Regions from separate parts of the Mus musculus genome. Here regions 1, 2, 3, 5, 6 and 7 are each linked to region 4. A link is a loop called in an ENCODE intact Hi-C map of the cell type or tissue named here. Cell type or tissue: left cerebral cortex. All regions are shown on one strand.

Region 1 (4,000 bases), 180 kb after region 4:
GAAGTAAAACCTACATATACAAAAGTGAACCAGAAGAACACAGCTAAAAAAAAATTAACAAAGCAAAATATTCATGGATCTGACACTCAGTTTAAGATCCAGAATACTACCAACACCATAGATGGCCCACTGATGGTCACTTCCAGTCACCACCTGTCCCCAAGAAGAAGCACTGTCCTGACTTCTGACCACAGAGATGTTTTTGCTTGGTTCTTATTTTGCAGAAGTAGACTTTTGCAATACATATTCTTGTGTGTAGTTTCTTTTGACTTTTGGAAGTGGTCTGTATTCTTGTGCTCAGAGGATCCTTATACTACTTAGAATTCTATTGTGTGAAAAATTCAATTTATTATCATTCTGTCTTAGAATATATATTTTGTCTGTTTTCTTTTTGTGTGCGTGTGTGCAGCTTCAGACAAGCAGACTCTGTTGCAAAATGAACAGCTGTACCAGGTAAGGAATTGGGGATGAGAAAAAGAACGCTGTAGTCAGTTGATTTGAGGTGGACCTTTGGGATTAGAGGCAAGTTATTTGGAGAGCTGCTGTAGTGAGAAAGAACTACTTAAGGCACGCCGCACAATGCAATGGCTGCTGTGTGGGATTGCCTGGGAGAGAGGAAGACTAAGAGACAGGAATGAGGATCTCCAGGGGGAAAAAGCTGAGGAACGCACTGACTGAGAGAACCACTCGAAGAAACGCCATGTGGTTTCCCTCTCCTCGTTCTTTTTTTGGCTCCTGGGGCTGTGAAGCAGCCATTCTAGGGTTTTGTTCATAAAAATATTCAGTGACTATATTCATTATATATAATAATATATTATATATTATAGAATAATATTCAATATAGAATAATAATATTATAGAATAATATTCAATATGTAATAATGCACAATGACATTAATTAATGACAGAACAATAAGTTGATGCTGCTATTGTCCTCTTCAGCCCCTCAAGGACCGGGAATATGACCAGTACAGCCATCTCCAAGGAAACCAACTGAGGAAGAAGTGAACTCAGCAGGACTCAGGGTACGTGTGATCCTCACCGCTGATCCTGGGCAGTGCCCCTGCAGGCTCTGCATCGCTGATCCCCTGCGGGCTCCACATGCTTCCTAGCTGCTGCCAAACCTCTTCTTCCAATAGGGATGAAAAGGGGCAGGGAGTTGACTGTGGAGTCTCTTTTTTAAAGACACTGGTACCAGGACTGACTGTCTCGACCTAAGAATGCACGGGTGCTGTGTGCATCTGTGGGTCCTCTGAGAGCAGGGCCTCAAGCCCACAGATGCTGAGCATTGTTCTTAACTTCATTAAGTTCTCTCAAACATCCACAGATTTTCTTTGTGATGAAGGACTGTCCTGCCCATTATAGCAATGTCCTTGGCCATTATCTACCTGATGGCACTGGTACTCACTCCCCCGCCCCCAGTGTGATAAACAAAAATGTGTTAGACACTACCTAATGTCTAAGGCAGAATGGCCATTAAGAACCAAAGACCGAAACGTAGGTGTGGTGGAACACACCTTTAATTACAGTCCTCTGAAAGCAGAGTTCTGTGAGTTCCTGGCTAGCTTGGTCTAGTAGAAAGTTCCAGTCTCTCCCCACACTCCCCCCTCAAAAAAAAAAGTTCAGGGAGGGAAGGAGAGGGAGAGAGAAAACTAAAACTAAAAACCTTTATTAACTTTTTAATCAACCAATCAGAATTTCTGATTCTGTCAGTTCATCCCAAGTTTCAGTTAGGAAGACAGAATTGAGAACGTTAATGAGCTTTCTGACCAGTTGCAAATTTTCTTTCTCGTTCTAGGTGTCCCCCCTTCTATCCAGCACCCAGAATCAAAACAATGCATTTTGGAGAGAGCCCAGTAGAGAGATTTTCAACCCTACAGGTAGACTGCAAGCAGAGAGGAAGAACTGTCAAAGAAATTTTGGTCTTTTTTTTTTTTTTTTCAAAATAAAATAAAAGCTTGGAGGAGCCAGTGGTATGACTCAGAAGTGGAGCACTTGTCAACCTTGTTTGGGGTTCTCAGCACCCCACCCCCAGACCCCCCAAAAAAATTCAGTGAAGGAAAACAAGCACAGTGTGGTGTTTGCAGAGTGCCCCCTACTGGGAAAATTGTAAATGACAAAATTAAAAGATCAAGTATAACCTACCTCTCTATCCAAATAGACATTTCTTTTTTTAATGTTTGCTGGGTTCTTACGCAGGTCATAATTCAGTGGGCCAGTGCAGCAGTGAGGTGGCACATCAAGAAAAAGTATCTGCCACACAAATGTGACAACCTGAGCCCAATCCCCTGAGAAGCAGAAAAAGAGAACCCACTCCACCATGTTGTTCTCTTACCTCCACATACACTTGAAGAATATGCACACCCCATGCATACGCATCACACACACACTATAGTAATAACAATAAGTAAAAGCATAACAATGATAATAATAACAACAACTACTACTACTCAGTGAATCACATATGCAGTGAAAGGTCTCCTTCCACCGGAGTGTCCAGCCACAGAGTAGCCTTCCCCACAGGCAAGTGAGCTTCTTACATATGTTCTTAGGTGTATACTAAGCATATAAGAAAAGTTCTCAAGTACACTTTATTCTCCTTTCCCCTATGTCTCACACTATGATATAACACTATATATCTTGAATTTTCTCCTAATCCAACCTGAAGATTATGAAGGATAAAGTAGACAAGACCAATTACTGGCTAAGGATTGATTGATTGTAGCATTTTACTTAAAGCACAGTTTGTGCTGCCTGTTTGCCAGGCATGACTTCACTTGCTACCTGGAACAAAATGATGTGGAGACATAGCTGAAACAACAACGCATGTGTGAAGAACTCCCTTTGGAGGGCTGAAGCGATGGCTCAGTGCTTAAGAGCACTGGCTGCTCTTCCAAGAGACCTGGGTTCAATCCCCAGCACCTGTAAAAGTAACTTTTATTCATGTGATGTGATTGTCGTCTCTAAGCCTTACTGCCTCTGTCTGCTATCCTAGGCCTAGTCCTGGAAGCTTCCAGCCTCTGTACAACATGGTGGAGTGGGTTCTCTTTTTCTGTTTCTCAGGGGATTGGGCTCAGGTTGTCACATTTGTGTGGCAGATACTTTTTCTTGATGTGCCACCTCACTGCTGCACTGGCCCACTGAATTATGACCTGCGTAAGAACCCAGCAAACATTAAAACTTAGAATGTTTTGTTTGTTTTGGTTTTTTTGAGACAGGGTTTCTCTGTGTAGCCCTGGCTGTCCTGGCACTCACTTTGTAGACCAGGCTGGCCTGGAACTCAGAAATCTGCCTGCCTCTGCCTCTGCCTCTGCCTCCCAAGTGCTGGGATTAAAGGCGTGCGCCACCACGCAGGGCTCACAGGTTTCATTCTTGACGTTTTATTTTATGGTTTTGGTGTTTGCCAGCATGTATGTGTATCACATGTATGCCTGGTGCTTTATGAGGCCAGAAGGAGTTAGATCTCGAAAAACCAAAAAAAAAAAAAAAAAAAACCAAAAAAAAAAAAAAACCAAAAAAAAAAAAAAACCAAAAAAAAAAAAGAAGCCTGTATGATATATAATTAGCCTATGATAATATTTGCCAATTTTAAGTGATTTCACCTGTTCTCAGCAGTTTTTAGTAATTTGCCCCATCATAATTCAGGTTGAAAACATCACCACCACTGTTTTAATAGTCCTTATGCTGACTCTCAACCCCAAGCAGCCACAAGTCTCTGTCTCTTCAAGTTTTCTTTTTCTTTATTGGGAGAGCTTGATTGCAGAGGCGAAACCCCAAGCCCAGCACTGGTGCTGCTTATATAGGCCTAGGAGAGGCGTGTCTCACACCCGGATTGGTTATGCATTCTACCTCATTTGCATGCCTCACACCTGATTGGTTATACTCTCAGTACCTCACAGAACCTCATTATCATGCCCGGGCCAGGCAGTGTCTTGGCAAAAAACGTTATTGCATATGTACACATTGGTTGTTTACCCAACCGTATGCGTGGTGGCCAGTG
Region 2 (4,000 bases), 120 kb after region 4:
ACAACAAAAACCCGAGAAACAAAAATGGAATTTAGTAACAGAATCATTAGAAAGGAAGCCTGGCGTGTGAGAGCCCTGCTGGTTTTCACTTTTTTTTCCGTTGTGTTGTTGTTGTGTTGTGTGGTGGTGGTGGTGGTGTGGTGTTGTTTTGTTGTTCTTCTGTTCTCTACAATCCACATCTCAGGATCCTTACCACTTCCACTCTCAATTTCCCCTTAAGATAGGGTGTGAATGACCATATAATTTTACTGTCCAACCCAGGACACTTTGAAAACTAAAGTGGCATTTCTGGTATTTACACTGGAAAAACAAGTGTGACCAGACCTGTCCCAGGGAGGCCGGGATGCAAGGTTACCTCATTTAAACTCTTAGGTCCTAGACTCCATTTTTTTTTTTTTTTTGTGAACTAATGCGATTGAACCAAGCAACTTCTAAGACCCTGCCGGCCCTTTTCTTTCCAAGAGTTCATTGTTCTGAAAAAAAAGTGTGTCTCAGCCGGGCGTGGTGGCACACGCCTTTAATCCCAGCACTCAGGAGGCAGAGTCAGGCGGATTTCTGAGTTCGAGGCCAGCCTGGTCTACAAAGTGAATTCCAGGACAGCCAGGGCTACACAGAGAAACCCTGTCTCGAAAAAACAAAAAACAAAAAACAAACAACAAACAAAAAGTGTGTCTCAGACTAGGAACCCTTAAGTCCTTATCATCCTTTTAAAATTATTTTTAAATGTATTTACTTATTGTGTATATGTGGGCGGGGGGGGGGGGATACTCACATGACACTGTACACATGTGTAGGTCAGAGGACCACTTGTGGGGGTTGGATCTCTACTTCCATCACGTGGATCCTGGGTGTTGAACTCAGGTTCAGCAACAGGCACTGAACCATCTTGCCTACACCCCAGCCCACCCCACTGTCCTTAAAAGCCGGTCTTGGTGAGGCTTTTTGGTTGGGCTTCACTGTGGATCTGCTGAAGGCAGCAGGAAGCACACTGGTGTTGTCTCAGGCAAGGTGTTCTGGCCTGGCAGGCTCCCCTCCACTTCCCTTGGATACCTTCCGGGGAGCAAGCAGGTTGGACTGGTCAGCTCAGAAGTGCTTCTGTGTGGAAAGGGAGCCAGATGTTTGTCCAAGCAGAGGGGATGAATCTTCTAGAGTGAATCAGATAAGGTGAAAGTATTTCTGCCAACTCAGGCAGGAGCCACCCAGAGGCCCAGCTCATCACAGTAGTAGCACTCTGTTGATTCTGGTGGCACATCTCCTCCAAGCACTGGTGTCTGCCTAGGTATAGCGATGGTAGCCAATGGTAACCGAGGGGGCTCAGAGTTAGGTAAGGACACCTACTACCAAGCTAAGGGCCTGAGTTCCATCTCAGGGACCCACCTAGTGGAAGGCAAAACACAGACCTGCAAAGTTGTCCTCTGACCTACACACTCACAAGGTCACACACACACACACACACACACACACACACACAAAATAAATACAAATGGATTTTTAATCATCCATCAAGGGTAAGAAACGTTATTTAAGCGGCCACTTTTGGTCCATACTTGGTTCATTCTAACAAGGCTGAGTCATTTCAAACATTTCTAAAGTGATTCTGTTAGAATTGACTAAGAAGCTTGAATCATCTTTCTCTTTTTGTTTTAATCTTCACATCAGCAAATGTCCATGTTTATGTGGGGAAGAGCTTGATTTGTGGACATTTAAAGTTACATGACTGAAATGCAATAGAGATAGAAAAGAGAAGGCCTTAACCAGGTACTGGCTCTGAAGTCGTTCTGAAGTGTATAAATGGTCCCTAGGGGAACCTATGAAAGACAAAAGTCCCTTAAAGCCGAAGTGATGGTGACTAGTGCCTATAAGCCCAGCACTTGAAAGACTGCGCCTGCAGGGCTGTCATGAGTTTAAAGATGGCTGGAGCTATATCTTGAGACCCTATTTCTAAAAGGAAACACACACACACACACACACCTTGTATATGAGCAACTATAAAGGCACTCTGCCCCAGAGTGACTTTAAGACCTCTTGCTGTAGTAAGTAGGACTTGCGACTCTTTTCATTTTAAAGATTAAGGCCTTTCGTGTTGCGGCTCCTGTTGGCTCTCAGCCCCTTTCCCACGTTCCGGGTTGTGCTCACCTCCGTGTGCCTGCGCTTTCTCTGCTTTGTCTGTCTGATAAACCTTTATTCTCTTTCACGGTGTTCACTGAAGTCTTCCCTGACCCCCGGAGCCAGAGTTAATAGTCCCTTAGCACCTTGCAACATTTTATTACAGCCACTACACAGTCATTATTGTTTATATCTTGGCTTGTACACTAGGCTGAGTTCCTTAAGGACAGAGACCGCATCTTGTCCCTTTCCATATTCCCAGTACCAAACATTATCAGTCACAGAATAAGGTACTTGCAAGTGAATGTGTAGGTTCTGAATCACTGTTCTCCACCAAACACCCACGGTAAAGAGCTCCCTCTGGTGGACCTTAAAGGAGCTGCAAAGATGAAGACTTCAGCGCCTGATCTCAAAAGGCTGAGATGCTCAGGTTGAACCAGAGCCTAATGTTCAAATGTTTTCAGACTAGGAGCAAACACTGAAGTAAAGACTAAGTGAACTCTATAAAGTATGTATACCTAATAAATTATATTTAAACATGCTAACTAATTAATGTGATAGTAATATAGTGCATACTATTAATTAGATAACTTAGCAGCTATCTCTTTTTAGGATAGTCCTTGGCTTTTCATTTTTATTTTTTTAATTATTTATTTTATTTATATAAGTACACTGTTGCTGTCTTCAGACACACCAGAAGAGGGCATCGGATCCCACTACAGATGGTTGTGAGCCACCATGTGGTTGCTGGGAATTGAACTCAGGACCTCTGGAAGAGCAGTCGGTGCTCTTAACCTCTGAACCATCTCTCCAGCCCAACATCTATCTCTTTCACTCATTCATTCATTATAAATTTTAATTATTGAGTGAATGATCAATAAGCCTAGAACTTGGGACATGCCTTCCACATATTTAGTAAATACCGTTTTAATTAGACAAGAAAATTGTGGCTAAACGCTTAAAGAACACCTGCTACATACTGAAAGTTTTTCCATCTTTTTTAAAATACCAAATTTGATTACAAGAAACTTGAGTCTGAATGCCCGAGTCTTCTAACTGCAAAGCATCCTGATACATGGTCTCTTTTAATTCTTGGTGTCTTGCAGAGGGGGAAACAAGGGTGGCAAAACAGAGCAGGTTCCCAGTTCATTTCGGTTCAACCCCCCAGAGCCTGCTACTAAATCCAACTTTCTGTGTGAGTTGACACGGGGCCTCACAAAGGGAAGACAGCTTGGTTTGAGCTTTTTACTATGGAAAATTATGAACAAGCACAGACAGATAAAACAGGCACTGCTTTGGTCTGGCCCTCCCTGACCTCTGACTCTTAAAAACCTCTCTATGTTCCCACTTTCTGCACTGGTCTCTGAGCTTTGTGGAGGCAACATAGATATTTATCAAGTATAATATACATAGTTATTATTCTAGGATATGTCATCCACTGACTGGGACAACTTGGATTTGGAGGGACAAGGACTCTAGCTAACTGGAGGCCTGAGAAAGAAATATGAAAGATAGAAAAAGCCAGAGAGTGTGTCCACATGTACATGCTAAAATCCATATGAGTGATGTTCATACTTCCTTGGAAATCAGTGTTGGTTATCCATCCTCTTCTCTGAAAATACTTATCTTTATTTTTATATAAGTAATACATATTCATTGTGGAAAATTTTAAACGTGTAGAAAAATATAGGCTGAAAATCCAGATTGCGCTATTTATACTCACAGGCCATCTTTGGAGGCATTTGCTGGATTTTCTCCAATCAATTTTCCTAAATATGTATTTATAAATCACACAGGAAACATTAATTATACTGTGAAATTCAAGCTTTATATGTTTTTTTTTTAACTTATAGGGCATGTCTATGTCTTGTTTTCCTTTAAGTAATATTTTTGC
Region 3 (4,000 bases), 91 kb after region 4:
GCCAACTGAAACAAGCAGAATCAGACTTAAAACTGAAGGCCAATTCAAACATGACAACAATGTAAGGGTTTTCAGTCTCTGAAGAGGGATGGCGAGTAAACACTAGTGGGAAAGCAAAGCCCACCACCTGCGATTCAAAAGAGACAAAACGAACCAACAGACAACCAACCAGATGGAGCACTGCAAACACACCACGTGAAGAGAGCTACTCACAAAGGGGCGCGTGGCTGGTTCACTTTGTATTAAGTGCCCAGAGTAGACAAAAGTTTAAAGAGGCAGATTGGTGGTTTCCAGAGCCTGTGGGAAGGTCAGAATGGATACAGGGTTTCTCTTTTGGGTGATAAAAATGTTCCCGAAGTGGTTGTAATGATGATTGCACACCATGCACACTAAAAATTACTGAACTGTATTTTAGTGAATGAATAGGCCTGTGAACTACCCACCTTTGTTTTTTTATTTTATGTGTCTGGGAATTCTGCCTTTATGTGCAGCACTTGCATATCGGGGGTCTATGAAGGCCAAAGAGGATATCTGATTCCCTGGGATTGGAGTTACAAATCATGGTAAGCCATGACGTCAACTCTGTGACTCAAACCAGAGTCCTACAGAAGAGCAGCAAATGCTCTTAACCACTGAGCCAGCTCTCCAGACCCCTGGTTTGTTTGTTTTAAAGGCAGAATGTAAATCTATTCAAAAAAACCTGGAGGAGTGGGTGAGGAGTTTAAATCTATATCTTTAATAGGTTTCTACACAGTGATCAATAACTTTAAAACTATTAATAGAATGTGTCCATACTTGTACAGATCAGAGGCAACTCTATTGAATTGGTTCTCTCCTTTCACCTGTATGTAGAGTCTGAAGATGGAACCAGGTCTTTAGGCTTGCAAAGCAAGCCCCTTTACCTACTGATCTCACCAGCCCTCCAGAGTTAATTTGAACCATTTGTTTTGCTAGATTTGACACCTGCTCGTATATGTGAAATGACACTAGATCTACAAAAAGACACAATTTCTAGGATCTTTTTTTTTTTTTCTCATTGGGACAATATGTGGACATTTCTCCCTCCACAGCCCTGCTGTGTGTGTGTGTATGTATGCATATATATATATATATATGAGTTTATATGAGGTGACAGTAGGCCTGGCTCTGTTGTAAAAAGAACTCAGAGGGAAAACTGGACATTTATGATGACATAGGTAGCTGGGAGGGATCAGGGAGTGTGCTGGCAACATGCAGATTAGTCACCAGATAAACAAAAACCTCCTCATCTTACCTGATGAGACTCAGCCACCTAATACTTACACAATATTAAAGACCCCTTTCAGAAATGTCCATTATTTTCAGAGAAATGCTACAATACAACAATTCATTCTAATGCTAGCTATACCAGTATTCCATTTCTTAGGAAGACACACACACACACACACACACACTAATCAAGAGAATATTCGCATTTCAAAATGAAGCTAATTAGTTTGGATTGAAATTTAGAAATTGGAATAGCATGAAAGTAAAATTATCCAAACCTTACAATAGTGTCATTATGGCAACACTGTACTGACAATAGTTAAAAGATTCAAGTTTCAGAAGAATGGCTATGACTTTTCTTATACTTCAGAATGTTTAGAAAGTCCTAAGGTGCCTTTTCTTCAGCAATATGCCTGCTATAAGAAAAATCACACTATAACTCTTGTCTAAAATGTTTTATTTAAAAGCCCCTGAAATAAAATCACTAAGTCATGATTTTCCTTTTTTCCTCTTCTTCTTCTTTCTTCCTTTCTTTTCTTTTTTTTTTTTTTTTTCCTTTTTTTCCCTAGCCCTGATTGTGTCTCTCAAAATAACTGGAACACGAATTGCCCGGTTTCCGACCAGGGTGTAACAGCAACTCAGAACCCTGGCAGACAAGCACAGAGAATCTCACAAGAGCAGTGAGTGTCCGCCAAGCCTGTGCTCGCTGTGGTTTCGTCAAGGCATCATCAAGGCGGTGTCAAGTCTCACAAGGTGGTCGGGCTCTGAGAGCTGAGGGGAACCAACTCTCCGCAGTGGGAGGTGCTAGCCGGGAAAGAAAACCATCCCACACCCCCTCCTTCCCTTCCTTCCTTCCTTCCTTCGCAGAAGCCGAGCGGGGGCTTTTCTGAGACCCCCCAACCCGGAACCGGAAAAGCGACCATCTTTCCTGACCCCCCCGCCCCCTGCCGGAAGTGGAGTCCAGCCAGCTGGCGCACTCACCCTGGACGACTAGGATGCTCAGCAGTGGAAAGAGAGCGCAGCCACGGCCTCCTACTGTTCCTCTTGCCAGCTGCATCCCGACAGCTCTTCCGATACTTACACACCCTCTTTACGCCTCCCGGGGACCATGCAGGTGGTGCCGGAAGTGACGTCATGTCGGGAGTCACCTTTGAAAGAGCCGTCCCGGACCCAACCTCAATCAGGGACAAGGATTGTTACTAGAATCGTACCCGGTTACCCTCATCAGCGGTTCTTTGACTCTCAGGAGGATCTGATTGCGCTCTTCTGCTTCAGATTGGCTACAGACTGAAAAAACAGTTCTATTTTTATGGAATTCCAGGGAACCAGGCTCGATCCTCCGACTGTAATCCAGAAGTTATCTCTCTAGAATATCTAAGTTGAACCCTCACAAAAGATTCTCATACATTTGAAGTTCAGGAAAACGTAGGCGACCATCCAAGATCAGAATAAATATATCTTTTTTGGGTCCTTTGGTAAATACGTGCAAGCGTCGTCATTTGTGTACCTTTTAATGTAGCCATTACATCATTCAGAATTGGATGTTTATTAAATTACTGCAGTGACAGTGATGATGAAATCATTACAGTGTGTATTAAAGGAGAGGAGGAACTTGGGTTTGTGTATCTTTGCATTTTAAAAGTAAGGATATCATTATCACGGTACTTGACGTGGAATGAGACAGTCTAACATGCTCTGAAAGAAAGGGTGGAAAGGACCCCGCTTTACTGGTGTAATCACTCAATTCTCCTGGACCCGCCATGGTTAATGAAAGTAAAAGGGAATAAAAAGCCTCAGCTTTTGGAAATATTTCATAGCTGACATTTTCCATTGGCATACTTTACTAGACTTGGAAGCCGGTAGTTTTTTCTATGAGAAGAATCAAGAGTAGAAAAACAAATATCCTTGTTTCTAAAGTTCCCAAACTAAGTCAGGTAGGATGGCAAAAGCCTGTAAATCCAAGATCTGCAAGACTGGGGCAGAAGAACTAAGGACAACCTGGACTTCAGTCGTAAGACTCAGATTAGGGTTAGGTCCAAGAAATGAGTCTTCCAAATGTGTGCTATCATTTTGCCCATTTCCCAGTCCTCCAAAGCAATATGTGAAGCCTATAGAAATATAAAACTACTAGAAATTAATTTCATCAATTAATGATTGCTCTGCGTGTCTAACTCTACTATCTACCAAGAAAACTTGAGCAAAGTTAAACATCTTCCCTTGTTTTCCATTAACTGCTGTTGTGAATTTTGCAGATTTGTTTGTAAGCAAATAATAAAAATCATAGTTCTTTATTACTAAGGGTTTATTTACACAGTGATTCATGCATAATAAAAAATAAGTTACAGTACAAAAGTACTCTTAGGAAGGAGACACTGAACAAGAACCTGATATCCCATGAGTATTCAAACAAGACACAAGCTGCAAGTTCCCTGGAGACATTCTCTGTGAGTTTTTAACTACTTCATTACAAATATGAAATATACACAGGCCATCTGTTTAAAGAAATATCCAGTTGTTATATTCACAAGAGAAAATATAGCTCTAACTTGTAGCTTCAAAACTAGGTATCAAAATTTTAGACCAGGGTATGGTGGAACATGCCCTTATTCCTAGCACTAGGGAGGCAGAGGCAGTAGGATCTCTGAGTTCAAGGACAGCCTGGTCTACAGAGCAAGTTCTAGGATAGACAGAACTATATAGTAGTGAGACCCTGTCTTAATTTTTAAGGGGGGGGGAGGGAGAGAAATAAAAA
Region 4 (4,000 bases):
CTTTCCCCTCTCCTCCTACAAAAAGTAGCCACTGAGGAACTGAGAGCAGGAATCTAAACAGATAAAAAGAAGTGAAGCCATTTACAGTTCTAATACTAGACTCAGGCTCTAATAAAATGTGTCTGGATACCCTTGAAATAACCCAAATTCAACTCCCGCTGTTCCATCTCCAGGGGTTCCTTGATATGGTCATGGAGGTGGGGGCATGCAGAAGGCATCAAATTCCAAGATCCTCAGTTGCAAGGTGCCCAATCTAACTTCTCCCCTATTTATCCCTCTGCTTCCCTGACTACCTCCATGGAGTAAAGGCATGTGCCTATCTGGCTCCTTCAGTGCCCTCACTGCTTGACTGACCCACCTGTGTCCAATTCCACCTGTGTGGAAGGGCCACACCTCATTCTAGCTCTTTGGAAAGCACCTGCTATTCATTTGGGGCTATCCGTCTGCTTGTCTAACTCTGAACTACACACTCCTCAAAAACAAAACAAAAACCACAGCATCGTTTACAACACCTGACAATCATCCAACACTTGCTAACCCAGCACACAAAACCAGCAAGAATCCATCTACATGAAGAGAGTCCAATGCTGCTGAACACTCCCAGCTAGCTCCTCGGCCCTTCACAGCCATCCTGACTAAAGGATTTTATGAACTAGGAAATAGAGGCTCAAAGATGCTCAGTGCTATCCACAAGCCACTACATAGATGACGTTTTCTAGCTTCCAGATGCAACTGCAGTAACTCTTGCAAGTGTAAAGAGAAAATCACCAGCATGGTTCATTTTGCCACACTGACGGGCACCCCAAGTTCTTTCTACCCTATCCCCCCCTCACCCCTGCCCCCACTACATACATTTATCAACCACTTGGAGGAAGATGGTGGCAGAGTTGTTCAAGTCCTTCTCCTTGGGGTTCCTCACGAAGCAGGTGTATCTGCCCGTGTCACTGAACTCCAGGTCACTCAAGAGGATGGAGATGTTATTCGTCTTCTCCTTGGTGGAGCCCTCTAGGGTGATTCGATCATCATCCTTCACTCTCACCTTAGGGTCAGACTTATCGTTCTTCACGATCCCGTCGATGAGCTGGGGCAAGGAAAGATTACCCCAAAGAGCAGTCAAGTGTCAGGGCACCCTTCCGTGGACGCCACCCATGACCATGTACCCAGAAAGGCCCTTCATCTTCCTCTGCTCTCTCTGACAGTGGCTATAGCTCTGCCTGACCTGGATTCTGCCCTGTTTCAAACTAAACCTGTGTTTTTTCCTTCAAGACTCCCTGGAACACACCCCACCAGCTGCTGTTTTCCTTTTGTTTTTGTTTTTGCACGGTGCCTCTGCAAAGACACATACACTCTCGGGCCCCGCCCAGCCTTCCTTCTTTACTCTCACTCTGGATCCTCTCTACTCCACCCAATCCTGCCCTTTAGTCGGCACCTGGATTAATACTGTAGCTCTTCAGTATCCTCTAAGGCTAGTGTCTCCTGGGGCTTTCACAGTTACTCTGGGAGAAGGATTCCTGCCAGACAGAACCCCTTCTGCCTCTGTGACCTGCTCACCCCACTGCTCCATTCTTGCCCTCTCTCCTCTCCTCCCACACATCCCTCGGCCACTGTTCGTTTCTGTTCTCCAGGCCTTTGAACGGATTCTTTCTCATGATTGTTAAGCTATTAATTTTTCTGAAAATATCCAAGTTGCAAGGTTGCCTCAAGAAAAGACAAAAGAGTTCAGCCAAAAATTTAACAGACCCCAAATTCTGGCATCACCATCAGAACCATCCTCCTGACTAAACTCCAGAGAAAGAGTATCAAAAGGTGGGTTCTTGGGATCCTCAGAAGAGACCAAAGCCTGGGCTGGAATGCACCCATGGGCAAGGGAAAGACAGTGGGGGACATGAGCACCCCACTTACAATCCTGGATGTTTCGCTGTTATTGTAGGACCACTTGAAGTAGAGGTTCTCAAAGCCATAACAGCTGGAGAAGGTGCAGGGCAGCAGGATCGATGAGCCGTTAATAGCGTAGATGGTGGTGGCCTTTCCCACAGATACCTCCAACGACAGGTACATGGGAAGCAGGAAGAGACCTGTACAGGGGACAAGGTTTCCTTTAATAAAATCCCTCGGGAAGCTCTGGAAGGGCACCCTCAGCCAAGGAAGGGGAACTTTGTCAGATGAAAGGCCTTTGATATCCTCAAGTCGGGAAAGTGGTTCTCTAATACAGAATCTACAAGGCCTGGGCCATGCATTTCAATACCCACTTGGCCTGAATAGAACTGAATTCTGAGCCTTCGTGGCCCATGTGGTACTCAAAATGACCACGAGGGGACACCCTAACCCAAGAAAAGGAAGGACCTAGTAGTTTATGGGTTTTTTTTTTTTTCTTTTTCTTTTTTCCCCTCCCACCTCTCGCACCCCCCACTCCTGAACTTGCAACTCCACCCCTCCACCTGGGTAGGAGGGCAGCACCCGTAGGGACCAGGAAGGTAGCAGAACTCTCCCTGTCACTTGCACCCAGGAGACTTCCCTAGATCGGGGCGCACCCCTGGTGATGTTTGAAGGTTTCAAGTGGGAGCCAGAGCCTTGTCAGGTGGAAAGGCCCGATCGCCGCAGTCCCTATCATGGAGCTAGGGGCAGAGACACCATAGGGCTGGACAGTGTTTCCAACTACACAAGGGGATCCGGAGGACAGAAGGATGACTACCCGACCCTCCGGAATGGAACCGCGGCCGTAGCCGCGGGGGACACAGACTGCTAGTGGCGAAGACGCAGGAAAGAGCAATTGCACCCTATGGCCCAGCGCAGCTCTCTGCAGAGGCCATTTGTAACAAGTGAGGGCACTCTGCAGGATGCAGGACCTAGGGGTGGCCTGAACCCTCCGGATTCGGTGAAGCGCAGCCTTCCCATCACCCTGCATCCACACTCCGCACCCTCGCCCCAGAAATCACAGTGACACATCCACGGTCGCCTCAACCCCCTCCATAGGACATCCCTCTGCCCCCCACACTCCTTCCACAGTACATCCCTCTGCCTCAGGAGGCGTTGCCTTCCGTAAATCCTCCTCCTAAGCGCTCTTAAAGAATCTAACCCTCCTCTTTCCTGCACATTTCTTAGGGAAACTGCATTGCCTCAAGGTCGTTCCACACTGAAGGAGAGCTACACTGAACTCATACCTTTCTTTGCCAGTAGGGGAAATGAGCACTCACCCCCATCTTAATTCTCAGGAAAGTCGTTTGTTGTCTAACTTAATTCCCTCGTGCTGCATCATAAATCAATTTCCTTTTGTTTTGCCCACAAGAGGCAATGACCATGCTACTGAGTGACAGGCAAGACGGACAAGGCACTCAAAGGAGTGCTGGTGACCCAGCTCCTGCTCTCAAGGTCCCTTCACCTCCCTCGTGTCTCCTCTGCTTCTGGTTGCTACACATACACACACACGCGCGCGCACACACACACACACACACACACACACACACACACACCAGGTCAGAAATTGCACCCTATGGCCCAGTAACCCAGTCCTGACTCCTGCCATGTCTGTGATGCCAATAGGCAGATATTGATGAGGCATTTACTGTGTGCCTGGCGCCTTCCAGCCTCCGGCTCCCCCATCATATCTAAAATTATAGACCACACTGGAGAGGAAGCTACGCCTAGGGAAGTCAGCGACTCCCTTAAGGTCAAAGAGGGAGACAGAAACCCCTCTTCACATGCTAAAATAGGTGCATTGGCTCACTGTGGTTCCAGCTCTTGCTAGATTACCTCAATTTGCAACTCGTGTGTGTGTGTGTGTGTGTGTGTGTGTGTGTGTGTGTGTGTGTGTAACTATTGCAGTGGTTTTCCATGCTGAGGACAGATTTTCAACTGGGGACAGGCATCAGCAAGTGTGGGTTGGCCCTGGAACTCTGTGAGTCTTCAGAACTGGCCTCTCCCTGTAGCTCCTAGGGAACAGTGTGGGTTCAGACCACAACTTAAGAATAACTGTGCTAGAGGGCTCCCACACAATCACCCT
Region 5 (4,000 bases), 98 kb after region 4:
TGCGGCAATGCCCAGCCTAAACTCCAAATATTTTGTAATTTGTTTAAATTTGTATCTCCTATCAGATACCACAGACTATACTGCATGATATTAGTTGGTTAATTTTTCTTTAATGTTTTCCTGATTATTTCACTTTATGAGTATTCTGCCTGCCCATTTGTATGTGCACCATGTGTGTGCTGTGCCCAGAGAGCTCAGAAGAGGATGCTGGATCTCCTGGACCTGGTATGAATGGTTGCAAGCCACCATGTGAGTGCTAAGAACTGAACTCAGGCCCTCTGCAAAATCAGGAAGTGCTCTGAGCCGGCGAGCCATGTCTCTGATCCTTGGATCACTTACCATCATGACATAAATGACTCATAAAAAAAAATTTAAAAAAAAAACAAACCATCAGAGATTAATCTTTTCATCTAAAATGATTTATTGAGCTGGACAGATAAGATAGCTCAGCTGGTAAAGTGTTGTCATGTTAAAATAAAGGTCTGAGTTCAGTCATCAGAGCCATGAAAACAGTGGATATGGAGACGCATGCTTAGAATCCAGGCGCTGGGGAGGCAGAAAGGAGGAGGAGCTCTGTCCCATCATACACACACACACACACACACACACACACACACACACACACACATACACACATATACACACACATATACACATACACACACATACATACACACACATACACACACACACACATACACATACAGACACACACACACATACATACACACATACACACACACACATACACACACAGCACACACACACAGCACACACACACACACAAAGTTAAAACAAGATAGATGGTAGGGAAGGTTATCATCTGATCCTCTCAGCATTAAAGGAAGTAGCCTGGTTCCTTAATCATATACAAAAGTACTCTGAAAGGAGAAGTTAACTCTGCAGCTAATAGGAGACTAATCTGACTGGCCAAGAGTCTCTGTCCTGAGTAGGAAGTCTCCTCAGCCATTGTGCAGTGACGGAGAGATCTCTGTTGGAGATGGGCTAACAGCTATGCAAACTGAAGAAAGAAGGCACCTAAATATGACCCTTACCTCGAAGTGTTAGTCTGTATCTTCCACAAAAACAGAGACCTTGTTTCCTTGGTTGAGTTTTTCCTCTTCTTTTCTGTAACCAAGGAGCAGAAGTCATGTCAGGTGATCAGGGAGGAAGGGAAGATGGCAGGTCCCATAGCAGCGCCAGGTAAGGTACCCTGGCCCATGCTTTGGGAAGAATTACATATGCCTGGAGAGCCATTCAAGTTGCAGAGAACTAAATTGCCAGGGCCATGTCAATGATAATGCCGATGCCCCCAGGTGACCTACAAGTTCAAACTCACTTTTCAGAATGCAAGATAACTCCCCTGGGATTTAATACAGTACCATGGGCATTTAAAGTGCACACCTATCTATGCTCTACCATGGTGTCTGACTTCTAATGGCTACCCCTCTGCCAAAAAAAAAAAAAAGGGAAAAAAGATTTTTTTGGTTGACCTAGAAATCCTCTTTATCAATTATATTCTCTTCAAATCAGAATGCTGTCAATGGGTCCCTTAGATGCTTCACAATCAATTACATTTATTTCAGTAACTATTTACTAATTAAAATAAATGAACAGTTCTAGGGGATTCTTATAAATCCACATGCAAAAGAACAAATTGAGATTCTTAATTATACACAAAAATCTATCCGGAAGTACACCAAAGACATAACTGTAAGAATGTATCTAAGACTATGAAACATTTTGAAGAGCTGGACTTCATCCAAAAAGAAAACTCTTGTGTCTTAATGGATAGTGTTCAAGAAGGAGCAAAGAGAACCCAGAGAGGGGGAGCAATTGCAGGTAAAGTAGCTGAAAGGGGCCGGACATCTAACTGTTACAGCTTAACAAGAAGGAGACATCCACCTCAGTTTAAGGGTGGGCGGACTATCTGAACAAATACATCTCCAGAGACAATCTATAAACAGCGCTAAGCACCTGAGATAGGACGAGCACCACTAGATATCACAGGGATGCAAACCAAAACTCTCACTGACATACCACCTCATGTCCACTAGAGGGCATAGTCAAAAGTGAGAATGTAGAACTTTATGGGTTTAGGCGATGTTTTGTTTTGTTTTTGAGACAGGCTTTCTCTGTATAACCTGGCTGTCCTGGACTCATTTTGTAGAACAGGACTGCCTCAAACTCACAGAGATCCACATGCCTCTGCCTCCCAAGTGCTAGAATTAAAGGTGTGGGTGTACCAGCACACCAGCTAAGTGTAGAAATTCTAGTGCCCATACAAAACACTTTGTCAATTCCTCCAAAAAATTCAATAGTTATCAATGACTTGACAATATTTCTTCTTTCATTTTTGGGAGAGTTGAAAGTATGTGTATGTAAAAATGTGTGTAGAATATGTTTGTAGTGATTGATATTCGGTATAATAACCAAAAGGGGGGGGGGACAGACTGTCTCCATCATCTGAACATACAAACAATATGTAGTATGTCCGTAATCCTGGGATATCATACAGACATGAAAGCCAGTGATGGAGTTCAGTGTGTAAACTGCTCGCTGTGAGACTCTTGTTGGAGTAGTCAGCCCCTTTAGTCCCAGGAATGGGAGGCGAGGAGGCTTGCTAGACAGCCGCCAGTCTAGCCAATCAGTGAGCAGCAGGGTCACTGAGAGAGTCACATCTTAAATTAGGTAGAGAGTAAATATGGATGCTGGGAACCAAACCCAAGGCCTCTACCAGAGACCAGTGTTCTTAACTGCTAAGCCATCTCTTTGGCCCAAATGGGTGCATTTTGTAGCTTATAAATTTTATCTTAATTTAAAAATGTTTGCTGAGCACTTACTGTCCGCAGAGCAAACTTTCCCGTCTCTGAGTCTCAGGGACAGCTGAGCGCCTCACCCTATATCCCCTTATACGTGCGTTTCACTTTACAGAGGATATTTTTAAAGCTTCGCATGTGCATATTTTTAGAGCTCCCAAGTCCCACAAAATAATGAAATTCTGTGGTGAGATCTTTTGTAAAATTAAGAAACCTTTTGAATTCCATTGCTGTTGTTAACTTGTTTTTAAGCATGTGTGTGTATCTGTCTGAATGCAAATGTGTGCACATAAGGTCACAGATGGTGACCATCCACCTGGAGGCCAGAGGGGTTCCATCCTCCTGGAGCTGGAATCACAGGCTGTTGTGAGCCACCAGATGTGGGTGCTGGCAACAGAACCCAGATCATCTACAAAAACATTCTGTGCTCTTAACCACTGAGCCGCCTCTCCAGCCCCTTTAAGAAGCCTTTTGTAAAGTCACTACCCATGCGCTAACTTACCTGTCCTATGAACGGGAAACCTCTCATACATTTGGTCAAAAAGAAAATCAACTGCTCAACAGTTGTTTGGCCCCACTGAAAGATCCCAAGCACCGCCCACCCTGAAAGTGTGAGCAGGGGTTCCCGCCAGCGTTTGCTCAGCCTTACGATTTTGTCCCCTCGGCTTTATCAGCACTGTCCGCCCATCGCTTTTTCCGGAAGTGCTGGAAGAGGACTACCACGATCACTACGATGATCATCAGTGCGCACGCAGAGCCAATGGCCACGGCCAGGAAGTAGATCTCAGAGAAGGGCACTGTGAGGAGAGAAGGACAAGGTGTCAGCTAATTAGGTGAGATCTAAACACAGTGGCAATGCATCGCATCATTGACCAGACTCGTCCTTTCTCCTGCTTTTATGAAGACCACGTGACCTTTGGCAGCAGTGGGAAACCCACACAGACTCCATCAGGGCTTCTCTAGTGTGACTCCAGAAGCCATGACAGCTCCGCTGGGGAGCTTTGAAGTGAACTTCTCAGGCCCCACCCCAAACGAGCTGGACCAGAAGCACTGGGGGTAAATCCAGCAATCCATGTTTGGACATGTTTTCCAGGTGATGATGACGACACCCAAGTACTGAGAACCCTTGAGTCACTTGAACTGTCCAGTAATTCAAGTTTTTGCTAATCTTGTCAGACCTA
Region 6 (4,000 bases), 490 kb after region 4:
ACTCAGAAATCTGCCTGCCTCTGTCTCCCAAGTGCTGGTATTAAAGGTGTGTGCCACCACTGCCTAGCTGTTGTTTTATTTTTTGAAACTGGGTCTCATGTGGCCTAGGCTGGCCTTAAAGTCACTATGTAGCAGTCTTGCTGGCCAGCTCTCAGTTTCATTCTTAACTTTCTTATGTTGTTCAGAATCACCAGCCCAGGGAATGGTGCCACCTATGGTGGACTGGGCACTCTGATATCAAACAACAGTCAAGATAGTCCCACACAGACAAGTCCAAAGGCCTATCTGGCTGGGTGGTCCCTCAATTGAGATTCCCTTCTGAGGTGACATTAGGCTGAGACAAGCTGACAGCTACACCTAAGTAGGACAGAGCAAATCCAATCACGGACCCAGTTCAGTAAACATTGCTCAAAATCAGTGACCCCCCGGAAGCAACGTTATGGAGCTGGACTCTAAGAAAGAACCCATGCACGTGTCAGAGGCTGTGAGAGACTGAAGGACACAGCCACCCCCCAGTGACAGTCTCCTTCCTACCTCAGGGTGATAAGGCAATGCCCAGTCAGGCTAAAGTGACAGGCGTCCTGCTGAGGTTCCCTTCTTCCATTGAAATGAACATCTTGCCTGCCTTCTTCCCCAGCACCGTGCCCCTTGCGTACTTTGAGAAGTGGGGACTCATTCATCCCCAGAGAGGGTTCCACACTAGAGAAGGCTCTAGGAAGCACCCATGTCCCAGCCTTCCAAGGCACTTGCCTTCCCCAGGGCACTGAGAGAAAGGGCAGTGGGGGTGGGGCAGAGCAGGAGACACAGCAGTGGAAGAAAAGTTAAATGAGGTAGAAGATGGAGCCTGAGAAGGAAACAAGAGTGCCTATGGGGTCCCTGAGGCCTCTCTTCTTTCATTCACATGGCAGGAAGCTTAGCAGAAAGTAGACTTCAGGTAGTGCAGGCCAGGAGAACCAGCTGGGTTCCCGACATGAGCAGTTACCACAGTCATCCAGGAATACTAAGGCCACTCACTGGCCTGGCTAAACTCCTCCTGGAGAGAGGCCAGGCAGTGAGGCCAGACTCCTGAGGGCCTTAAACCTTGTATTGAGGGGTCCTCTCTCCATGAGCTGTGGTTCCACCTAGCTCTGGGTGCACCGATGATTGCCATTCAGGATTTTCCTATACCTTATACCCTGACACCTCAAAAGGCCATGTATATTCTGAGGGACAGAAATCCAAACATTTACCATGGCCTGCACTCCTGAACGCCAAATTCCTTTCATCTGCCTGCTATCCACTGTTACAATGTCATACTGAGGACAAGGAGACCCGCTGTATTAGGGAGGGCTTCCCTCCCCCCAGTAAATTGGTCTGGGAGCTTCCTCATTGCTAGCTAGACTTTGTAGTTTGGGAAGGTGTTATGCCAATATGCCATAGGGGTAGCCAACCGCTTTCTGATTAGACCTGAGGCCTGTGACCCAGGAAGGAATTCATGTCTGACACTTTAAACCTGGTCTAAATCCCTGAGCTGGGGAAGTGACAGGCCCTGATGTAGGAGCTCAAGTTGTTTTGCTGAATGGATGTGATGTGGTCAAGAAACTGCCCTTGAAATATCGATGCTTATCTCTCACTGTGTTCTGCCAGAAAAGCTTCTGTTGTTTGTTTTGAGACAAGGTCTCTCTCTCTCTAGCTTTGGCAGCCCTGAAACTTGCTTTATAGACTGGGCTGGCTTTACGCTCAAGAGACCTACCTGTCTCTGCCACCAAAGTGATGGGATTAAAGGTGAGCGCCACCAGTCAGCCTAGAGAAGCTTACATTCAGGGCAGCAGTAACTGTGGACTCAGAATGAATGGCCATTTATTTATTCTGAGATAACTGGCACATCTGTGTCACCAGCGTGCTAAGGCTTGAGAAACAGCAGGGAAAAGAGGGCAGAATGTAAGAGCAGACGATGAAGTGGACTGTTGTCACTCTGGAACACACAGCACAAGGCCTGGACAAGAATGGGCCTGTCAACATCCTGGCATGGAGGAGGAGGGACACACAGGCTCCAGACTTGCCTGAGGTTGCCGGGGAGCGAGACATGAGTGTAGGCACATATACATATAAAAGATGAGTTGTAAGTTGGGCCCACCATCATCACATGGGGCCATGGAGAGCTATACCGGCCTGCAGCTAAGCCCAGGAGTGGCCACTGGGGGCCGCCACAGCCCTGAATGTGCTGCTCAGAGATTGACGCAGCCAGGCCTGGGGAAGAAGGCTCCGGACAGAGATGCGCCTGAGGGATGACATCATACACTGCTGACTTTTATGAATAAATGAAAAAGTTAGTTTTGATCCAATTCTAGGACAGCTCAAAGCCACCTCCCAGGTCTGGAAGAAACGGACTGAATTAAGCCTTAGACCCTACTCCAGCCAGGAGCTGAATATCCAAAGTGCCTACCCTGAGAGGAGCTGACTTTCACCAAGGAGGGCCCTCAGACGTCTTATCTGGAACCGTGCAGGCACAGACCCTTAATCCAGGGCTTCAGGTTGGAGGGAGGTGTTAATCCCAAGATTTGCAAAAGAAAAACCAGTTTCACAATTTTTGAGACAAATTTGAAGTAAGCTTTAATTAAATACTGACCAGGACCACCCTCTGGAATTCCCAGCAAATGGTGATGACACAGGATTGTAGGGTCTTCTTAAGGACAAACCCCTATTGCCATCGTGTTTCCCCATATGACATTGTTATTAAGAACTACAGCTCCCAGCATTCCAGGAAGTTAGCTGGTCCTTGGGGGGGGGGGGGTTACAGGTTAACTTTGGGTCTTACAAAGGGAGAAGAGTGTTGGAAATGTCTATTACCTGGACAGGTGGAGGTTGGTGTGTCGGCTGAGGGGTTCCCAATAGAGCAAGGCAGCCAGGAAGAGGATGAGGAGCCCTGGATTCTCGTTCGTGACTCGCAGTCCAAGCATGACTTCCCCTACACCCCTGGCCAGGCCCTGGTGGATGCCCTCTGCCTGCCTCCATACTACTAATGACTGATCCTGCAGAAGGGCCCCAGACATTCGGGAAATCCCACAGCTAGAGAGAGGCTATTCTGGTAGGTCAAGATCTTGCTGTCCTAGAAGGTTCCAGACATTGATGTGACCGTGAGTGATGGCTGAAGCAGGAGCCTAGGACCCAGCGCCCTCAGGGAAGGCAGGTTTGTCCCTCCTGACCCTTCCCATCCTGCCTCACAGCCACTCCCAGTGGCCTCAGTGAGACTTGCAGGGAAGGGAGGGTCCCACCTCCAGGATGGCAGGCCGGCCTGCCTGCCCACTGTCCCCTCACCTCCAAGTACTTCAGAGCCTTGTCAGCAACACTAGGGTCTGAGAAGCAGCCAGCCCAGAGTGGGGTGAGGTTGGAGGGATAAAACTCCAGGTTCTTCCTCTTTTCCAAGTCGTAGTTGAACCAGGCACCCTTCTGCTCTTCCCACAGGATGGCCAAGCGCTGGGCCTGCAGGTTCCCGTTCATCTGGCTTTGGTAGCCTCTGTATGGTTCTGCCTTTAGTCTCAACGGGCATCGCTCTGCTCTTGGGTAATAAGGAAACTTTATCCTTTAGTAATTTCTAGAACAAAAGGGATCATCTCCTATCTCCACATCCTGCAGGAGCCTCCCAGACCCCAGGAAGGTCCAGCCAGCCCTGACATCACCAGGATGCTGAGTCTATCTGCTGTATCCCGTGGGTGTATCAGAGACTCACGTCATGCTGTGCTATCTTCTGTCTCACTGACAGTAATGGTTGCTGCAGAAGGTGGTCCTGCGTGCAGCAGTTCTGAAGGACTGTCTTACCTTTTTTGTCCTCTGAAGTCCTTATTATACTGCTTAGAATAAAATCTACTAGTTGTCCGATTGCTTCTTTTATTGTTTGTTTATTTTGTGTGAGGTGTGTGCAGCACACACGTGAGGGTGAGTATGAGCACACAGAGACTAGAGAAGGATGTCATCGCTTTGTCCCCTGGTCAGAGTTTCTCACTGACCTGTGCTAGTCTGG
Region 7 (4,000 bases), 310 kb after region 4:
ATACACATAAATAAAATTAGAAATAAGTCCTTAAAAAGAATCAGAGTGCCCAGCACAGTCTGCACTATACTGCTACTAATTATGACCACTGTTTGAGGAATTTTCCATCAAGTCTTTTTTATGGTAACATATTTTAGGCCAAGCTTATAGGAAAACATAAAAAACCTAGTACTCTTTGCCTAGATTCTCCAAATGTGAATAGAGGTCCTTTTTCTGTTTCTGCCTCTATGTATGTATTTTTCCAAAATACAACATGATTCTCAGTCTTTCAACTAAGATCAAGTGTAAAATAAGAAATGAAATGTATATACATATGTTATATATTCTGTTTTCTCAAGACTGAGCAAGTTGCAAACGGAAGCCATTCTGCCTCTATGATAGGACACACTTGTGTAACCTCTGTATCGTCATCAAGCCAACACTGATACACACTTGTACTTACCTGTAGGCCTCTTTAAGTCTGACCACTTGTCTTTGTAATAAAAACAGGGTGTTTCTTTGTTTGGTCAGAAGAAAATTGAGGGTTGTTACATTTTTAAAACATTACTTTTATTATGTTTAATCACGTGTAGGTGTCCCTATCTGGGAGTGTGCGTACATGAGCGCAGCACCCTCGGGTCCACAGGCCTAGGATTCTCAGGAATTGGAGCCACCCTAGGGTGTTAGCCATTAAACTTGGAGGTCCTTGGGAAGAACAGTACTGGTGGTTGTATTTTTAAAAATCCTCTGCCAATATAAGATGTACTTTTAAATTACAGCTGGGAAATGTAGCTCATTCTCGCACCCACCTCCTCTGTGTGCAGTTTTGTCTACACCTCTCTTGGGGTCTCTTTCTGCATTTAGCACATTCCGTTTCCCCTTTTGAGGCAGAGAGCCTTCTGTGTAGCCCAGGCTAGTCTCTCACCTCAAACTCTCACCTCACTCCTTAGCCTCCCAAGTGCTGGAATCAGACGTGTGTTACACCATGCCCTGTTAAATCTTAGATTTTTTTTTGGTCATTTTATGATTCTGCTATTCCTGTTTTGGTTGCCTGAACTCTGTGTTGCTCTTAAATATCTGCATAATTCCTTATGTCGAATTAAGTGTAGGTCAAGTATCTCTTATTTAAATACTTGAGACCATAAATGTTTTAGGTATCTCCTTTTTGTTCTTTCTTTTCAAGTTTTAGGATATTTGCCTATACCTATACCTAAAGAGATATTTGAGAGAGGCATAAAAAATAAAATTTATTTTACTTCATGTATTGTTATACATATCTCAAAAGTAATCTTAGACAATAGTTTTTTTGAGACAGGAACTCACTTTGTAGACCAGGCTGGCCTCAGATTCACAGAGTGCCACCTGCCTCTCTCTACTGCTGGGATCAAAGGTGTGCACCACCCTAGCCAGGCTATACTTCTGATAGTGTCAGCTATGAGACAGAATATGTGTACATTGAATGAGGGAGGCCATTGTACAGTTTTCTTCATGTGTGTCCTGTAAGATGCAAGACTCACGTTTTGCTGCATCGGGTTAACACAGTGGATGCCTAGGACCCACAGGATGTATGGACGATGGTTATTATTTCTCTGTGCACCCTGGCTACATGCTTTGTTCTCTTCCTGCTACAGTTTGTGTATTGCCAAGTGTGTTGTGAACCCTTCCACAAGTTTTGCTTAGAGGAGAATGAGCGCCCCCTGGAGGACCAGCTGGAAAACTGGTGTTGTCGCCGCTGCAAGTTTTGCCATGTGTGTGGAAGACAGCATCAGGCTACAAAGGTAGACCGAGTCCTGGCAGCAAGGGGCTTCCTTGTTCCCTCCCCCTCCCAGCCCCCTGTACTGGGAATTTGTGTCAATATATACTGTCTACTGACAGTTTTTCTGACTGAAGATAATTTCTTGATTTTTTTTTCTTTCAATTTTTGGAAAATAGAAAATAACTTTAGGAAAGAAAATCCAAAATTAAGTAAAATCTGTGTGATAAATTCCCTTATCACTGAGTGGCTTTGGGGTGTGAACCTCTGTGTTTCCTGGCGTGTCTTGGCGGGGAGGGCGGTGTAACCTGTGCTCTGGCTGTTGTCTCCCCACAGCAGTTGCTGGAGTGTAACAAGTGCCGAAACAGCTATCACCCCGAGTGCCTGGGACCAAACTACCCCACCAAACCCACGAAGAAAAAGAAAGTGTGGGTGGGTACACACACCGTGCTCCTTCCACAAGCATCGTGGTGGCTGGGTGAGGCTGGTGGCTTGTAGCAGGATGCCCCTCCTTTAGTCTGCCAGCATGACGGCTGCTTCAGAGTGATCTCAGTAACGAAGTCAGATCAGGAACAGCTGCATCCCCAGGCTTTGAAATAACAGACGACGCTAGCCCAAGAGATCCCTACTGAGTGCCTTTCATTCATTTCCAGATCTGCACCAAGTGTGTCCGCTGCAAGAGCTGTGGCTCCACCACTCCAGGCAAAGGGTGGGACGCACAGTGGTCTCACGATTTCTCACTGTGCCATGACTGTGCCAAACTCTTTGCTAAAGGTACCTAGTGCTGAGTGACTGGTCCTGCTTAGTATTTGTGGGGACTTTGTGGAAGGACGTGGGACCCTCCTCACTGTGTCTCAGACGGGCTAGGCACATGTAATACTCCTGCCTTTTTATTTCTTGTTTGTTTTGTTCGTTTTTGTTTTGTTTTGTTTTAAGATGGGGTCTCTATGTGGCCCTGGTTGTCCTTGAACTCGCTCTGTAGACCAAATTGACCTTTAAGTCACTGAGATTCGCATGCGTCAGCCTCCCAAGTACAGAGGTGGAAAGTGCAGCCACCTCCTAGTGCTTCTTGCTTTTTTATTTACATAGACGGCAACTTGAACCATTTTTCTAATTAATATAGGGAGAATTATGGGGATATTGTTACTGCTACTTAGAAACTACTCCAATAAAACAGTAGACCCAAAATGTGGTAAATACACACTTGATTTCAGAAATGAGGTCAGGTGGTATGTAAACATTTTATCTCAGTAATTACACCAGGAATCTGACCTTAACACAGGTCCGTAATCCCAGCAGGCAGGGTGCAGAGGCAAGAGTAGAAGGCCAGCCCTGGGAACTTAGTAATCCTGTCTCAGAATAGAAAACGAAGGGGGAAAAGTCGGGGATGTAGCTCAGTTGAGTTCTTGCCTGTCGATTGCAAGGCCCAGGCCTCAGTCCTCAGCACTGCAGAAAATCACTGCTAAGACACGTAACTGCGCATCCAGCCCACAACTTTAATGACTTAGAGTGCAGGTGACATGCTCCTGTCAGTCTCTTCTCCCACTCATCCTTCCTCCTTCCTCCTTCCCACTGTTCTGTCGTCACTCGGGTCGCTGTCCCGCTGTGCAGCCCACACTGCCTCTTCCTCCTCAGTGCAGAGACTGCAGGCGTGTGCCGCACACTCCACATGCAGTGAGCACTGCTTAAGGATGTCGATGAAATAGTGAACACTCTGGGGATGCGCGGGCCGGTCAGACCTGCAGAGGCTGGCCTTAGAAAGCACTGGTCTGAGTTCTAATATGAAAGCTGTAAGAACAGGAGTGGATGACAGTGAGGACGTCTGCTCGGAGGTGAGGCTGGGGAGAAGGTTTATTGTAGATACATATGAGGGAGAACAGCCAAAGGAAGAGTCCAGACTGGGCCATGGGGTGGGGGGCAGGGACCGAGAGAGGGGAGAGGGCAGAGGCCAAGGGTGGAGGACTGAGAACTCAGTGGCAGGAACACAGGAGTGAGAAGCTGGGGAGGGCAGTGAAAGCAGCCCCTGTGGTAGAGAGGTTTGAGGTATGGGCGGGTGGGTGAGGACGACGCAGAGGAGCCACAGGTACTGAGTGGACCTTGCCCTGTGTTTCTTTGGGACCTGACACGGAAAAAAATTTCAATTTACTGTTTCTTACCTCTGTATTGTTACCTCTTTAAAAGCCCAAACATTGTGTTTAAAAGATATGATATTCCTTCTGATTCCCACCACACACCTGTAGTGCTGAGGCTGCGGTTAAATTCTTAATC

Evidence for each region. Hi-C counts contacts between places; a loop is a spot of excess contacts. Peaks named below come from ENCODE experiments on the same cell type or tissue, not always from the same donor. Only the 100,000 strongest peaks of a DNase experiment are listed, where the experiment ranks them.
Region 1: it touches region 4 in a loop (2.2-fold over the local background); 12 of 42 quality-filtered maps call a loop at or near these places.
Region 2: it touches region 4 in a loop (6-fold over the local background); 33 of 42 quality-filtered maps call a loop at or near these places.
Region 3: a loop joins it to region 4, with 3 times the contacts of the local background. A loop is called at or near these places in 5 of 42 quality-filtered maps.
Region 5: it touches region 4 in a loop (2.1-fold over the local background); 5 of 42 quality-filtered maps call a loop at or near these places.
Region 6: it touches region 4 in a loop (2.6-fold over the local background); 6 of 42 quality-filtered maps call a loop at or near these places.
Region 7: a loop joins it to region 4, with 4 times the contacts of the local background. A loop is called at or near these places in 6 of 42 quality-filtered maps.

The regions. Positions count from the first base shown.
Region 1 is chr9:44,967,716-44,971,715 of GRCm38, reverse strand. Cd3g (CD3 antigen, gamma polypeptide) reads left to right here. Exons shown (of 7, transcript NM_009850.2): 5 at 410-453; 6 at 943-1,025; 7 at 1,799-2,144. The coding sequence ends at 1,008. Among named protein-coding and RNA genes, the nearest start is that of Ube4a, 4.1 kb to the right of the region's middle. In left cerebral cortex, a CTCF peak has its summit at 2,093 (motif pointing left); no DNase peak of the experiment used is centred here.
Region 2 is chr9:45,021,460-45,025,459 of GRCm38, reverse strand. No RefSeq gene overlaps it. Among named protein-coding and RNA genes, the nearest start is that of Cd3e, 14 kb to the right of the region's middle. In left cerebral cortex, a CTCF peak has its summit at 2,474 (motif pointing left); a DNase peak (open chromatin) is centred at 2,468.
Region 3 is chr9:45,053,548-45,057,547 of GRCm38, reverse strand. Mpzl2 (myelin protein zero-like 2) reads right to left here. Exons shown (of 6, transcript NM_007962.4): 6 at 3,505-4,000. Mpzl3 (myelin protein zero-like 3) reads right to left here and starts at 2,367. Exons shown (of 6, transcript NM_001093749.3): 1 at 2,230-2,367. The coding sequence starts at 2,305. In left cerebral cortex, no CTCF peak of the experiment used is centred here; DNase peaks (open chromatin) are centred at 2,178 and 2,353; H3K4me3 peaks cover 1,449 bases; H3K27ac peaks cover 1,061 bases.
Region 4 is chr9:45,144,748-45,148,747 of GRCm38, reverse strand. It overlaps Scn4b (sodium channel, type IV, beta), which reads right to left. Exons shown (of 5, transcript NM_001013390.3): 2 at 1,903-2,075; 3 at 853-1,081. Among named protein-coding and RNA genes, the nearest start is that of Scn4b, 8.1 kb to the right of the region's middle. In left cerebral cortex, CTCF peaks have their summits at 2,298 (motif pointing right) and 3,150; DNase peaks (open chromatin) are centred at 2,324 and 2,952; H3K4me3 peaks cover 953 bases; H3K27ac peaks cover 970 bases.
Region 5 is chr9:45,046,780-45,050,779 of GRCm38, reverse strand. It overlaps Mpzl2 (myelin protein zero-like 2), which reads right to left. Exons shown (of 6, transcript NM_007962.4): 4 at 3,469-3,616; 5 at 1,056-1,128. The coding sequence ends at 1,065. Among named protein-coding and RNA genes, the nearest start is that of Mpzl3, 6.4 kb to the left of the region's middle. In left cerebral cortex, a CTCF peak has its summit at 2,042 (motif pointing right); a DNase peak (open chromatin) is centred at 2,049.
Region 6 is chr9:44,650,425-44,654,424 of GRCm38, reverse strand. No RefSeq gene overlaps it. Among named protein-coding and RNA genes, the nearest start is that of BC049987, 20 kb to the left of the region's middle. In left cerebral cortex, a CTCF peak has its summit at 2,178 (motif pointing right); a DNase peak (open chromatin) is centred at 2,184.
Region 7 is chr9:44,834,308-44,838,307 of GRCm38, reverse strand. Kmt2a (lysine (K)-specific methyltransferase 2A) reads left to right here. Exons shown (of 36, transcript NM_001357549.2): 11 at 1,611-1,757; 12 at 2,069-2,164; 13 at 2,386-2,506. Among named protein-coding and RNA genes, the nearest start is that of Gm39326, 19 kb to the left of the region's middle. In left cerebral cortex, a CTCF peak has its summit at 1,680 (motif pointing left); a DNase peak (open chromatin) is centred at 1,673.